2 separate regions of the Homo sapiens genome follow, and region 1 is linked to region 2. The links are chromatin loops, found by intact Hi-C in ENCODE. Cell type or tissue: Caco-2. All regions are shown on one strand.

The links. Hi-C counts contacts between places; a loop is a spot of excess contacts. Peaks named below come from ENCODE experiments on the same cell type or tissue, not always from the same donor. Only the 100,000 strongest peaks of a DNase experiment are listed, where the experiment ranks them.
Region 1: it touches region 2 in a loop (5-fold over the local background); 2 of 110 quality-filtered maps call a loop at or near these places.

What each region holds. Positions count from the first base shown.
Region 1 is chr2:164,909,307-164,917,306 of GRCh38, reverse strand. SLC38A11 (solute carrier family 38 member 11) reads left to right here. Exons shown (of 12, transcript NM_001351537.2): 8 at 1,334-1,404; 9 at 2,034-2,195; 10 at 5,559-5,671. Among named protein-coding and RNA genes, the nearest start is that of SLC38A11, 42 kb to the left of the region's middle. RefSeq lists an enhancer at 3,847-4,363. In Caco-2, a CTCF peak has its summit at 3,492 (motif pointing right); DNase peaks (open chromatin) are centred at 3,026, 6,575 and 7,006.
Region 2 is chr2:164,707,313-164,715,312 of GRCh38, reverse strand. All of the region lies in intron 7 of COBLL1 (cordon-bleu WH2 repeat protein like 1), which reads left to right. Among named protein-coding and RNA genes, the nearest start is that of SNORA70F, 24 kb to the right of the region's middle. RefSeq lists a cis regulatory region at 3,451-3,464 and an enhancer at 3,385-3,529. In Caco-2, no CTCF peak of the experiment used is centred here; DNase peaks (open chromatin) are centred at 662 and 4,212; H3K4me3 peaks cover 167 bases.

The DNA of each region.
Region 1 (8,000 bases), 200 kb before region 2:
GTATGTACCTTCTTTACATAGAGGATGAATAAACAAACTTATGAAATAGATGGGTCTTCATCTTTAGAATTTCTGTTTTTTATTGAAAATACCCAGCGCCTTTTCATGCTTCCTAGGAATATCCCTGTTCCATTCTTCATGCATTGTTTTGAGTCTTACTCAAGCCTTCCCTTCCCAGGGAAGTTGGCCATACTTTTAGACTTTTTGCTGCCTTTATTAATAATGCTGGATAATAACATTAATACTAATAACTGTTTATTGAACATGTGCTATGTGATAAACTCTCTTCCAGAAGTTTTACATATTTTATCTCATTTAATCTACACAGTCACTTAATGAGTTAGATACTACAATTATCCCCAGTTTATAAATGTTGAAATTGAAGCACAGAGAGGTCCTGTAACTTGCCTAAAATCACACAGCTAATAAGTGGAAGGAGGCCAGAAGAACAATTTAAGCTAACTGACCTTAGAGCCTCTGCTGTTCATCATTATTCATGATGTGTTAGCCAGGTAGACCTATCACTGCCAATATCAAATATTTTAATTCCACTAGGATGTAGCCTGTTTCAAGCTGTTTAAAGTGCATATATTTCCAAAATTCCCTTGAGAAATACATCTACAGTTGGGAATTTGAGGCCACTGTCAGATGGTTCTGCCTGGAAAAAACATGGGAGTGAATAAACCAGGAAGATAAATCTCAACTTCTTCACTAATTATTTGTGGAAGCTTGGCAAGTTATATCACCATCCAGAGCTTGATTTTCTTCATGTGTTAAATGGTGATAATAATACTTAAGTGTTATTTTGAAAATTAAATGAGATAACACAGTAGAGTTTCTAGAAGATAGTACATCCTCAATTAGTATTAGTTCATGTTTACCTCTCTCAATAAATTTTAGTGCTGACTAAATTTTTCTTGGGTAGGTTAAGCCTGAAAAAAATAAGAGCGGAATGAACAGCAGTAACTGGGCATTGTTAATTTTTGTATCTCCCTCAAAAGGTAGCTGAACTGGTAGGTGCATAATCAATGCTGTCTGTTAAATTGATGAGCAAATAAACAAATTCACAAAATTACATAGTCTGGATATTTTACATATGTAAAAATAGAATTTGTCCAAGTATTTGACATACATTTTAGAGGACTGGGGTTAAGAGATAACACTCATGCTCCTGGGAAATTTATTCATGATTACACAAGATTAATGGGAGCCCCTTATTAATTTCTGGCTTAAAGACACTCAGTTTATATTTGTGATACCATTTCTTGTTATCTGATATACTGATGCTTGTATTTATTTAACAATTTATCAAGTTAACTGATTTTTCTTCTAGACCAAAAACAGAAGACGCTTGGGTATTTGCAAAGCCCAATGCCATTCAAGCGGTCGGGGTTATGTCTTTTGGTGAGTATTTGGTTTCAAAGGCCCTTTCTCAATGTGGAGTTCTCTGTTCCATGAAAAAGTGCTGTGTTTCATATTTATGTCTGGATAGCAGATGTCCTAAGTTTTAGACTTCCTATTAGCAGCATATGATCTAGTTTGTGCCAATATAAAATTAGGCTCAAACTTTTCTCACTCATCACTAAAATTTGCTTCAATTTGGAGAAATCTATTTCTCATGCAGAAACTCATTACAGTCATCTTGTTTCTTAACTTGGAAGGCTAGCAAGTGTTATGGACTTCTTCAAACCCTTTATTATGTCCCAAATGGCAAAGGAAGCCACAGGATGAAAACGATGGGAAAAAGATTTCCTTCAGATGGGAAGGGTCATTAGGAAAAGGAAAATGAGAGAGAATGTTGGACTGGCCTGGTTTATATCAAGAGTAACATGAAAAGACCACATAAGCCTGATGTGAATGAATGGTCTCATTTCTAGAACTATTAGAAAAATTATTTTCTGACATATTAATAAAGTTGTATGTTTAAACTTCAGTTCATTGGCATCTAAAGTAGTATATATCTCTGAATTTCAGAACTAAAAAAGAAAACCCTGGTGCTTGATTTAATAATGCTCTTTTTTTTTGTATTGCAGCATTTATTTGCCACCATAACTCCTTCTTAGTTTACAGTTCTCTAGAAGAACCCACAGTAGCTAAGTGGTCCCGCCTTATCCATATGTCCATCGTGATTTCTGTATTTATCTGTATATTCTTTGCTACATGTGGATACTTGACATTTACTGGCTTCACCCAAGGTAAAATGAGAGATTCAGTTATAGTGTTCATGTGCATTGGTACAGGTATACCGAATGTTCTACTCATTATTGTTACAGGTATGCCCAGTGTTCTATTTCAAAGATTACTCTCTTCCACCCATTCTCTCTACCCTCCTGCCCCCCTGCTGTCTGTTTCCTAGTTTTTACCTTTTTAAACTGCTCAATTTAGTTCTGTAGCCCATACTCTCTCCTTCCACACACTGTCACTTCCTAGCACATGATTTTTGGCTTTCCTCCACTGCAGCTTCATTTTCAAAGGTACCAGTGGCCTCCCAATCTTCAGAGCAAATAGCTTCGATTTGGATTCTCCCGAATCTCTCTGAATCACTTAACAATACTGAACTTCCTTTCTTTGCTCAAATTTTCCTCCCTTAGAGGAAAGAGTATTATTATATTATCATTGTTATTCTTTCTCTCTGTTAATTTTTTTTCTGTTTTCTTTTTCTTTACCCTCTCTAATCCCCCACTCCACTCCATCCCACACCACCCAGATAACGGGCTCAAGCATATTGTTTTCTCTTCTCTCAAAAAAATTTCCCGGTACTTTCATTGTTTTAATTCTAACCCAGACCTTTCTTTTTGTCTCCAACCTGCTGCCTGTAGGACGTTTCTACTCAGTTGTTCTATATTTGTCTTAATCACAAAACATCATGTTTCCCTTAAAACCAGACCTTTTCTTCCTCCCTCCAAAGATATTTCTCTCTTTTTTTGCATTCACCCAGGCCCAGCAACTGAGCAGTCCTCTCTTCTACTTCCCTTGACCCTTACATTCAATCATCAGTGTAGTGTAGTAGTCAGGGCAGTCCAGCAGTAGGCTGTGATTTACATATTTCACAGCTCTTGCAGGTCTATTATCTCATTGACCTTCAGACAACCCTTTGAAGGGAAGTGGAATAACTAGTTTTACCCCCTGATTAAAACACAAAGAGGTGAAGTAACTTGCTCATGCTGGCTGATGACAAACCAGAAAACAAGTCTTCTGACTCTTAAGTTCAGTTTTCTTTCCATCCTCTTTCTGCCTGCCCTGTTTTGGTCAACCATGACCCTCTGAAAGTTGTCCCTTTGCCTCTAGCTCCCATTAGCTTAGTTTTCTGAAAACCTGGGTGCTCTTGGGAGGATGGCTGCCTTATTCTGAACAGAGGTTACAGATCACTATGACTTTAGGCAAATATTTCTCAAGAAATGAAGAAAGATGGCTTCAAAAAATAATGATTAACAAAATTCAAATGCAGTCAAAAATATAATACATGCCTGTGCCACTAGAGTGCAGTAACAAAGTGACCTTGAAACTTCTGATAAGAATTGTGTTCCAAAGCATTTCTATGTATCACTATTGCTACATAGTTTGCCAATGCAAATGGCCTATGGGCTCTGGTCTGTACAGGACCTTGGTTTTTAAATGCCTTTTCTGTAAGACATAACCTTTTTTGTTAGTTACATCTTCCTGGAGTTTTTATCAGTGGTAATTGCTCAGATATAATTAAATCTTTATAAAACAAAGCTGACAGGTTTTTAATGCCGTTTTCCCCCTAGCTGTAATTCTTTAAAATACAACTTAGATTCAGGCTGCAATAAGCTGACATTGTTTCTCCAGGCCACCTCTCCTTAGGTAAATCTAGTCTAATTTGTGCATACTGCATTCTTCTTTTCTAACCTCTTTCAGTAGATAAATTTCAGCTTGAGAGGCGGTGGGAACTCTAGATTCTCCTCGACATTTCTAGTGACTTTCGAAAAGACAATAGGGCTCATTTTTTTAGTGGAGGTTAGTGAACGGGGAACTTCAGTCCTTTTTTCTTAGAGTGCTGGAATCTTTTCAGTCAACCTTGAAGCAGGTTTCTGCCACCTTACTTTGTGTTTTAATCCCCTCCTGCCCAAAAGGGATGTTCTAAAGTAATGTAGATTTGTTCTAGTTGATGGGGGGAGGGGTGAGAGCCACTTAAAGTAAATCTTGGGAAGAGGCAAATTATTTAGGATATTCAGCTTTGTAATGAAAAAAACAGTACAGAGGTATTATAGCTTTTCTTCTTTTTAAATGGTGTAGTATTGAGTATTGATCTTAAAAAAATTTAATTTTCAATTAAGTTTAATTTTAAAAAGGTTACCACAATTTTAACATTTAAGCACGTTATATACAGAAAATCAGCAAGCCCAAGTACTCTGTTTCGGCATTAGTCATTGTTATATTTTTATTTTTTTTATTTCTTCCATGGACTACTGTACAGTTGTAGGTAATTGTTTTTTGATGACATGACATCTGTGCCCTAGTTAGATCCCTGTATTTCTTCATAGACAGTTGAGAAATATAGTCTCTAAATAAGAATTGTTTCAAGGTATATTTAGTCCATCATCTAGTCTGGAACTTATTAAATTTAATGTTCTTTCTGGGACATAGCCATATTTTCACAGTTTTGAATCAGTGCATTTACACTTGGGCTCATGAGGTGCCATGAAAGGTAACATATGTTTGGAATTTCTCGCTGTGGCCCCAAGGTTGGGATGAAACCCTATAGCATGATACACAGGAAATTCAGCTCCCCAGATGTACTGGTTTACTCTTCCTTTCAGGATTGTTCTTGATCTAAGAATAGCATTTCAAAAGGAAATTTGTTTATTTTTAACAGACATTTTTAAAAAATAATGAAGTCACTTACTCACCAGAAACAAAGACCAGAAACCAGTTTACAAAGCCAGTGCTGAAGAATTTAGGGAGTTGATTCTGATGTAAGAAGACAATGGATAAAGTATTTTTCAGAAGTCAGTACAAATTGGCAGCAAATCTACCAAAAACAAATAATAAGAGAAAAACTATCAGTGATGGATTTATCTTCACATGTAGCATGTACTGGTTTAAATCAGTGAATAACTACATAGTTATTGAATTCAAAAACTTTTATTTAGACCTGGTCATCTATTCTCTTAATTAAATGAAATGAAGTTTATGGAGATTCACTTATAAGTCATGTGTTGCTTAATGACAGGGAAACATTCTGAGAAATGCATTGTTAGGTGATTTCCTCATTGTGCAAACATCACAGAGTATACGTACACAAATCTAGATGGTAGCACCTATTACACACCTAGGCTATATGCTATAGCTTATTGCTCCTAGGCTATAAACCTCTACAGCATGTTTCTGTACTGAATTCTGTAGGCAACTGTAGCAGAATGGAAAGTATTTATGTATCTAAACATAGAAAAATATATAGTAAAAATACAGCATTGTAATCATATATGTGGGCCATTAGGTGATGCATAACTGTAATATCTAATATTTAATTTATTAGATAGTTATCTCAAACATTTAGTATCTAGTAAATAAACTTATTTTATATTACTATCTAGGGGACTTATTTGAAAATTACTGCAGAAATGATGACCTGGTAACATTTGGAAGATTTTGTTATGGTGTCACTGTCATTTTGACATACCCTATGGAATGCTTTGTGACAAGAGAGGTAAGCGCGGTTCCTTCCCAACGCTTTACCCAGGTGATCTCTCTGCCACATTTAATTTAGGAAGATTTATAAATAATACAGTTTGGCAAATTCCCAAGGGCATGACAAATGGTATAATTTGTAAAATTTTCTTTTTTGACTCTAAAATGTCAGAGTTTAAAGATGAATTTATATTCAGATGTTTACAAGACAATTTTTCAAAAGTTCGGTTTGAAAATTAGGTTTGGTAGATTTGGCTTATATTTCTGTGAGCACAAATATTTATACAACTGCATTCCAAAGTGACTGCCAGCCTTTTGCGACAGCCAAACTAAAGTTGTTGCTTTTAAGGCATTCTTACAAAGAAATTAAGTATCAAGGTTTAAAACATGTTTTACAAAACTGTCTTTTTGCTTAGATGTTTTATCAGTCAACATGTATTAAAGGCACTGTAGAATCTACAGATTCTAACTGGTTTTGTTATTTTTTAAAAACTAAAATATCTTATATTCCATGGAGAACCAAAATTCAACTGAAACTTTTAGTTTTACAGATACATTTTATTTATGTATTTATACATGTAGACGTGTATATTTACAACTATACATAACATAAACTAATAATATAAATAATAACAAATATATAGGATATTATTTACATATAAATATATTGTATTGTCAAAGTCAGCTCTAAATTGGGTTATATATTCCACTTGTATTTGTAGAGAAATATTATCTGAAAGAGAATTCATTCTTTTGGTGTAAAATTGGATAACATGGCCTGTCAGGAATCCCTTATGCTGTCAGCTAAAAATCCACTGTACCAGTCGGCAGTAAAACATGATCTTGCTTCACAGTGGGTCTTTCAGGGACCACACTGAAAAGGGCTCAGTCATAGGATCTGTTCCTAGAGGCTGTTTATACAGTGCACCATGTGAAAGGGTCTAATGAGATAAGTGAAATATCTACAGAGCTTTAAATACACTAAATAATCAGCAGGCTTCTTGAGGCAAGCCAGGGCTTACTTTAAGTCAGTCCCAGGGATAAGGAACTGACTGCACGGGGAAACAGAAGAGGGAAATGTTTAGCACTGTGTATGTCCTTTACAACTAGCACTTCTCTCCCTCACACATGTATAACTCACAGGCCAGTTCTCTACCTTGACTATAAAGGAGAAATAGACTGAACTAATTTTTTTTTAAATTTAAGAGCCTTTCGAAACTTTACTAGCTATTGTCAGATGCAGGACATGGTATTATTTTAGCTTCTGCTCAGTACGTAGGTTCAAATCTAATCTCTAGATCAGCAAGTAAGAACAGATGGTGCATTCTCACGTGGTTGCTAGTAAACTGCCTGCCTGCAGACGATCTGAGTCACTTCACCTGCACAACTTCTGTGTTTAGTACTTGAAACTTGAGTTTCCTTTCTAGCTGCTGTGGCAGGAAGATAGAACTGAATCAAGATCTCTGCCACAATAGCAAATACTCAGCAGAAGAATGGTGTCTATAACTTTCCCTTCTCTTACTCTTCATTCTGCACACACACACAGGTACACACACAAATGTATGACTGACAAAAATATAATCAAACTGTTTCAATTCATAAAAGCACTAAAAAGGCTGTCTACCCTTAACAAATATCTCTTACTACCTGCCTCACTAAGTGATTTTTCACTCTCACAATTATATCATAGAGGCATCTGTAAGAATGGATCTTAAATAAGATAATACTTGGAGAGACATTACAACTTATGTTATTAATATCACCATTAAATTATTAGCAAAGTCATGGCAGTATGTGACACATGGGAGATGTTGCATATCCAGGCAGCACAGCTTAGAGAGATGGCTTCTTTATGATACCTCAATATCTGACCTTCTGTTATTTCCAACTCTTTGTCTCACTGTTCTTTTGCACAGGGTCACTACTTATTCAGACTATCTTCTCTTTATCCTCCATAGGTATTGTTCCTGTTATTACCTCTTTGCTCTTTTTCACGCTCTTGTCTCAGCCTATAATTCTGCTCCAAATCCTGTGCATGTTTCAAGCCCTACCTCAAACCAAGGTAGGTCAAGCATATTTCAGGGATGCTGTAAAGGAGATTACTGTAAGGAGACGGCTCTAGATACCTAAAGCTCCTTCTAGTCCTAAATTCTCCTTGATCTTTTTTGTCCTGTTATAAATTGATCTCTACTTGCTTTTTTAAGTTTCGTTGTATGCCTCCAAAAATTAATTCCTGAGAATAGGAATCATTTCCCTGACATTTTATCTTTGCAAACCATATCATAATATGGGACACATTAAGTCAGTAATTTTTTATTGCTTTCCTGATCTGAGTAGTCATGAAAAAT
Region 2 (8,000 bases):
TTGCTGTACAGAATACAGCTGTCTATACTTCCAAAAATATGACTGGTTTCATTCAGTAGAGAAATGTACCAACACAGTATAATATTTAATCTGCTCCCCTTTTTAAGGCTTTCCTAGATATAATACATACTTTGCCACTGTAGTTTTCATCAGATTTTCAAAGGGTCATAATCACAATAACAAAAGCAATGGTGAATGCTTATATAATGCTTACTAATGTTTCAGACAAGGCTCTAAGAACATTACTTATTTAATCCTTATGACAACCCTCTGGGCCATTACATTTTAGGTTTCTGACAGTTTTAGCCTAAAAGAACTATGAATTATGAGGAATTAATAAGTTGTTAAACTTTAAGGAAAAATATATTATTCAAAGAGCAGTAGGTCATTTGTGGAATTAATATGGATTTCTCATTCTTGTCTATTAGTATGTAAAAAGTCGTACCTCTCTAAAATAACATGCTGAGTTAATAAAATAGTATTGAAAATAATTACTGTTAGGAGGCTTACTTTACCAGTATGAAGTTTACTTAGCCTCTCTATCTCTGTGATGTTTGTGACCTCATGGGAAGATTTGCATTTCTCTGGTAACCAGCATGTGTTAACAGAGGCCAGGGCAGATAGAAGCAGGCCTCTTTTCTGGAGCCACAGTGATAACCTTAAGGTGTCCCTGGGATAAGCCTGCTCCCAGCCTTAATTGCCTTTCTGGATGAACTGAGTTGGCCCCAGTTTGTTTGATTGACTGTAGCTTCACTCTGGTATAGGTCCTAAACTCGGTTAACTTCTAGATTATTCACATTCTCCTACCCTGTGGCTAAAAACACCTCTATCCTCATCACTGTGATCACAGGGAATCATGGTTACCACCATTCCCTGTCTTTTAAACTTGATCCTGAGCTCTGCTTTCTGGTGGTTCATCCTGGTTTTTTTTTTTTTTTTTTTCATCCAAGATGTACCATTGAGCTAGACCCTCATCATTGGGCTTTTACTAAATGCTGTATGCAGAGGATTATCATGAGTAAGACTTAGTTTATATACTTTATCAGAGTATCATAGGGTTGATGAAAGCACGGATTGCCTCAGGAAGACAAATGGAAAAAACTTACAGGGGAATAACATGGGATTTTTTAATGTGTGTGTGTGTGTGTGTGTGTGTGTTTCTTTCTATTGTGCCTAGACAAGGGCTGGAAAGAAGAAGTCCTGACCTGGCCTGAGAGAGAGACTCCTGAATTCTACTAATAGGTCTATTATCTTCTTCTTTGCCGTTGTCATTTTTTTTCCTTCACCTTTGCTGAACTTCTCTATGACTTAGTTTTCTCCTCTGTAGAATAAGATTGTGTAATTAAATTTCCCAAAGTCTCTTCCAACTCTAGTATTACAAAATTATGCTATTTTGCTATTTTTTAAAATTGGCCTCTAACAGATGAACGTGCTTGTTTTGGTTTGATCAACGTTAACGAGATGACGGTGTCTAATCCTGGCATTACTCCTCTGAGGATTTCAGAAACTTAAAGTACAATAACAAAATAAAACATTGACTGACATCTTTCTTCCCAAACTCCTGACTGTAACACAAAAGTTAACACAATTGCATAGGTATTGCATTACTAAAAAGAGGTAAAAGACTTGATATTTGATGACGACATGCTTAGGTTAATGAGTTTGTTAACCATGGTAACCATGTTACCATTGACTAATAATGAGTTTTAAAGTAGATGACTTTAAGAGAAATCTAGTGGCAAGCTTGGCCACTCAGAATCCCCTGAATGGGTTTAATTTTATTAACCAAAAAGGTACAAGTTACTGTTGGTGGTGGTATTTAGATCACATATAAGTGAACCTAGCTGTAACCTCATTGCTTCCTCTCATAATATTTATTTCAGCAGATTGGTAGGAGCAGCATTAAAATTGTCCACATAGTGATAGCTGGCCTAGTGTAGATGTAAGAGCTCCAGGCCCTGGTACTGCTGACCTATTTCTTCTCTCGTTATTATAGTTGTCTGGGATCTGACATGCCACCTCTATTCCTTATACCCCTTCACTCTGATGTTATATGACTTTTCTTAATCTACAAAACCTAGGCAGGCTAAGATTTTCTATGCCATCAGTGAAGAATCTTAAAACAGGTTTATATAGAGAATAAGAAAATAGAATGCATAAGCCCTAGATTTTCAGGAGTGTGGAGGAAGTGCCATCCAAAGAGGAAAAGGATGTAGCACAGGGAGATACAGGACATCAGAAATAAACTTCCCCCACCCCACCAAAAGATAACATTTTATTTTTACAAATCACAATAATATAACAAAGAAACTGGCAAGTATGCTTTCATACAATACAAGCCAAAATTTGCATGCACGTGTGTGTGTGTATCTATGTGCATCATGTATATACAGGTGTAAAAAGATACACATATAACAGTGGACACCAAAACTTCTATGAGGCGACTTTTATTTGGGATTTAGTGATTTTTTTCCTCATCATTATATACATTATTTGTGTCTTGTGAGATTGAGCTAATTTTATCACATCAACCATAAAACTGATTTAATTGTGATAAAAACTCACAGCTTATTTTGCAAATTCAATACAAGACCTCATTCTTCTAAATTACATTTATTATAGTGTAATAATAATATATATAATAATGACACTTTAAAATTGACTTGCTTGTCTAAGTTGTAAAAATTTTTTAACATTCTTCCATCAAGAGTTAAGAGTTAAAACTTGACCCTCAGATATATGAAAAGTTCAGTTATTGGGACACAATAGCAAATACCATAAATTAATGTCAATTTATAAGATATTTTATACTATTTAATAGTGTTTATTGTGAATGTCCAGGTTGGAGAAGAATAATGTGAGTCTGTCCCTTGAAAAACAAAACATGAGTTTTAAGACAATTTCAAGGGATTGTTTACATTCTCTCCACTAACCCCACCCTTTTCCACCTGTGAAAATCATAAACAGAACCAACAGATTCTATTAGAAACATTTAACATTATTGAAGTTGAGCCTCTATGTTTCTATCCCCTGAGTGTTTTTATTTTCCATATGTATTCTTTCATTTAACTCTTTAATCCAGGATACGTCAATTTCAATGACCCACTTTTTATAATTCAACTATGATTAATAAGTGATCTAATAACTAGTACAGAGCAAGTATTCAGTAAATCTCTTGAATGCCGTTTGATTCTATTTTCTTCAGCTAAATTTAGTTGGATTTTGAATCAGGAAATTCTGATCTGGGTGTGAATTCTGGGGGATTAACAATCTGGCATGGTTTTCAACCTGACCTTGCCACTTTCATTAGTAGATTCTGTTTCTCCTTGTGGTATTTTCCTTTTTACAGACCATAAAATTCAGTGATGTGCATTCCTGTTAGAAGTGCAGTTTTCATTAATGGCAAGCAGACTTATCAGTGACTCTAACTAAAGTAAATAATTGAACATCTCTAATGATTAACCAAAGCAGTTTCCCCTAGTAAGTAGAAACCTCTGTGTTTTCTCATTTTGTAAAGCCTTTAGACTTAATAAATTTTAATCTCTACCACTTTTTAAAATGTAGTCATAATTTGAACAAAGTAAATGTTTGTTGGTAGTAAAAGCTGAAGACAGTTATAAATGGTTCTTTAATTTTTCACATTAAATTTGCTTATGAGACATTTCAAATGTATGTACTATAATACATATCCATGAATTCATCACTGATTCAACAAAGTAGTGTTAAATATTTAACTTTTATTAAAGTCCTTTAAAGTATGTTGAAGAGACCTGAGTTGACTCAAAGGTGGAGATTTTTAGACCCACAATGAATGTTTATACAGTAGACTAAGCATTGGTTCCTGAACATTGGGCACTGTTGAGTTTTAAGGTTAATTATTACTGAGACTGATTCCAATAGGACTCTTACCAACACAGTCACCAGAGAGTACAATCTTAAATACCTCCTTTTACCTATGCTTTTTACTCCAACATCTGTATAACTATAATTCTTATTTTATTTGCAGAACACTTTCATGTACTTTAAAACAGACAAATTGCATGTAATAATATCAGCTGATGGTTATGAAGCATGTATTGTATGCTAGGCACTGTGCTATGTATTTTACATATAATATTTCATTTAAGTATCCCAGCCCCTTTTGACATAGGTGCTAGTACTTTTCCTTTTCATGAATGAGGAGGCCGAAGGTCACAGAGACAATAAATGGCATGTTTCCTGGTTCAACCGCTTGTATTGACTCCAAAACCCATTTCTTTGGGAATCATTGTAGTGGGTCGCCTTCTACCTTGCAAACTCTCTGTAAGCCTCTCTCCAACTAGACAAATTCAGATTCAGAAATAGTGGGTAGTTTAGCTCTGATGAATGCAAGAGCAGAACTATTGGGAGACTCTTTGGAGCATACTCCTAAAGTGCACAGAAGAAAATACAGCTTAAGAATGCTGCTGCTGGCCGGGCACAGTGGCTCACGCGTATAATCTCAGCACTTTGGGAGGCCGAGGCAGGTGGATCACAAGGTCAGGAGTTCAAGATCAGCCTGGCCAAGATGGTGAAACCCCATCTCTACTAAAAATACAAAAAATTAGCCAGGCATGGTGGTGGCTGCCTGTAATCCCAGCTACTCGGGAGGCTGAGTCAGAGAACTGCTTGAACCCGGGAGGCGGAGGTTGCAGTGAGCTGAGATCGCACCACTGTACTCCAGCCTGGGCAACAGAGCGAAACTCCGTCTCCAAAAAAAAAAAAAAAGAATGCTGCTGCTTAGGGATCAGTGGTCTTCCCAGCCTTTTAATTTAATTTAATTTAATTTTTCAGCATTCTAAATTCATGATGTGTATTACTTAAATATTACTTAAATGCTGTGGCAGTTTAGTAAGGCTGCTTTTAGCATTAGTCATTCCTGGGTTTGGAGCCTCTCCAGTCTTGCATGTTAGATATGTATATTCTCTGTAAATCCCAGTGTATACATGTGCTTTCCTGGCTACAGTCTATTTAGAAATATCGAAGTCTCCTAACTTAAATGTCCCTTCTTTTCCTGCAGACTTTACCGCGCCTCCCCAAGAGAAGGTTTTTTAGTAGATGTAGAACATCTCTTTCTCAAGTCCCAGTTGTTCTTCCATTTTGTGTTAAGAGTGATGTTTTAGTTAACACACAATTTGATTTTTATTTGATTTTTATTATCTTAACTTCCCTTGGCAATTTCTTAAATAATTGAAATTATTTTCCAAGAGTCTTCATAAAACCTCTTGCCTCTGTGTCTTATGACAACAAAAAATATATATATTAAGCTATTTCCTTGAATGTTAATATGAATATTACTCATATTTCAAAAGAAAATTTACATTTCTGTCCTTCATTAATCTGTTGGTTATTATCTAAACTCACTATTCTTATTTCTTCAAAACTCTTGCCTTTGCACGACTTATACCAGTTGTTAAATTTACATTTTGTCCTCAACTTTAATAAGTTTTAACCATTATTAACAGCGTAAGTTCCAGTTATGACAGACCACATAATTGTACGTCGTATCAATTAGTGACAATCATGTTCACTTTCCTCTAATGTCTTTTTATTTTTATTTATTTATTTATTTATTTTGAGATGGAGTTTCACTCTTGTTGCCTAGGCTGGAGTGCAGTGGCGCAATCTTGGCTTACTGCACCTCCACTTCCCGGGTTCAAGCGATTCTTCTGCCTCAGCCTCCCAAGTAGCTGGGATTACAGGCACACACCACCATACCCGGCTAATTTCTGTATTTTTAGTAGAGACGGGGTTTCACCATGTTAGTCAGGCTGGTCTCAAATTCCTGTCCTCAGATATTCTACCTATCTTGGCTTCCCAAAGTGCTGGGATTACAGGCGTGAGCCACGGCACCCAGCCAATGTCTTTTTTCTTAGCCTCTTTAATTCAAATTTCAGCTTTAGTAATGCATATCCATTTACCATCATGATACCCATGCACAACATGGTAAGGGTGGTGAATGTCACAGAATAGGGTTGTAAAATAAATGCTTCCCCTGATGTCCATGGCTTTGTGTTTTCAATATGCATTTCCCCCAGTTATCTTCATAAATGCTGTTGAAAAAAATTTAGCATTTATAAAACTGAAATATGTCTGTTTTGACAAATTTTAAATTCTTTATCCATAAAAATATAAATACTCTGTTTTACAAAAAGCTAGCTTATTTTAAGACCTCTAGCCTGAATAATGAAATATATGAGTCTATGGTTATTCTGTCTTTAGTTATGAATAGGCTCATAAAAATTTGTGAGTCTGTGTATATTCCTCCATTTTTATTTCTATACTGTCTGCTTTATTATAACCAAAATATAAGAGCTCTAACTCCCAAGTAGATACTCTCATTGAGAAATTCATGTCATGGCTGCTTTTATCATGGAAAAGACCAGTAAGTGACAAAGATTAGGAATGTGACCTAAAGGTGAACACATTTTTATTATACACCTCATGAAAGCAATCAGTTGAAACAAGGGAAACATGGAACTAGGGAGGAAAATCAAATGCTCTTGTTGCTTCATGCTTTAAGCTACCACTTATTGATCACCTGTTGCATTCTTACTGGTAAACTAGATCTGCCATAGGAGTGGAGCATGGCTTTAATAGGGCTTTACAGAAGTAAATCCGAGAAATAAAATCACATCTTCTACTGCTTTTGATTTGTAGACAATTATTTTTTTAAAGTGAAGGGCCATGTTCTTTTGGGAGAACTTTTGGCCTTTTTTCTGATGTTTCCTAAATGTGTTACTCTTAAGATATCAAGGGAAAGTTTTAGAACAGAAGGGCATTATCAGTAGAAAGATTTCTATTTAACCTTTATATTCTATTCAAAACAATATTTAAATACTGGCAACTCCTTGGTGCACTTCTTTCTTACCTTTTTGTTGCAGCGGGCCCTTGTTTTGAATTATTTCAAACATCCATTGAGAATCCACCCCCATGCCTACCCCAGTCAGGATGATCATAATATTTAGTCAGAATTGACTTCAGTGACTCTGAGACAGAATCTGAGTTTGGGTGGCAGGCTTTAACTCATTTCTTGCTGGATTATAGAGAAATCTGAAGAATTTTGGAGGAGGAATCAGAGTAATGGGATGGGGTTGGAGGCAGCTCTTTACCAACTAGTAGGAGAGAAGTTTAACATTTCAACTGTTGGTAAAATCTCCCTGGTGCCACCTTGTCGCACCCCCCTGTTATGAGGCACAGTTAGTGGGTTTATGAGAGGTTTGTTCAGTGAAGCTCCTGCCACTGTAGACCTAAATGTTTCTCTCCCTGTTGAAGTGACCTGCCTTCCTCTTTAGTACCTAACACAGTTGGCAAAGAGCATGGCTAACTCAAACCCTTTTCTTTGGGGGCAGGCTTCCCTTTCTCTCTGGCAGGTATATTAAAAAATTACAAAATAGTAAATTTGCCAAATTTTTCTTGGTGTGTAGCAAGGCATAAAGACTGAAAAATATCTTATGAATTAGTTCACTTCCCTTAGAGGTACCTACGTTGTCTTGTAAGACTAGAATGCCCCAAGCTTTACACGTGCCCCTGGTCTGAGTATGTCAAGGTCTTTTATTTACAAATGAAGATGGCAGCATATCATTCATTTTTTTATTCATTCAAGGAGTATTTACTTAGAACCCTCTGTGAGCCAGACATGGTTCTGGACATACAGCAGTGAGTGAAATAGTAGGGGAAAAAAATCTCTGCCTCTGTGGTCAACCCCAGTGGGAGCAGACAATGTACAAGGCAAATAAGTCAACTGTATAGTATGTTAGAGAGCAATTAAATGCTCATCATAGAAATAAATCTAGGAAGCAGGGATAAGAAATGTTGGGAGTCAGGGAGGAGTTCATTGAAAAGATGACATTTGACCGGGTATGGTAGCTCATGCCTGTAATCCCATCACTTTGGGAGGCCAAGGCAGGCAGATCACTTGAGGTCAGGAGTTCGAGAGCAGCCTAGCCAACATGGTGAAACCCCATCTCTACTAAAAATAC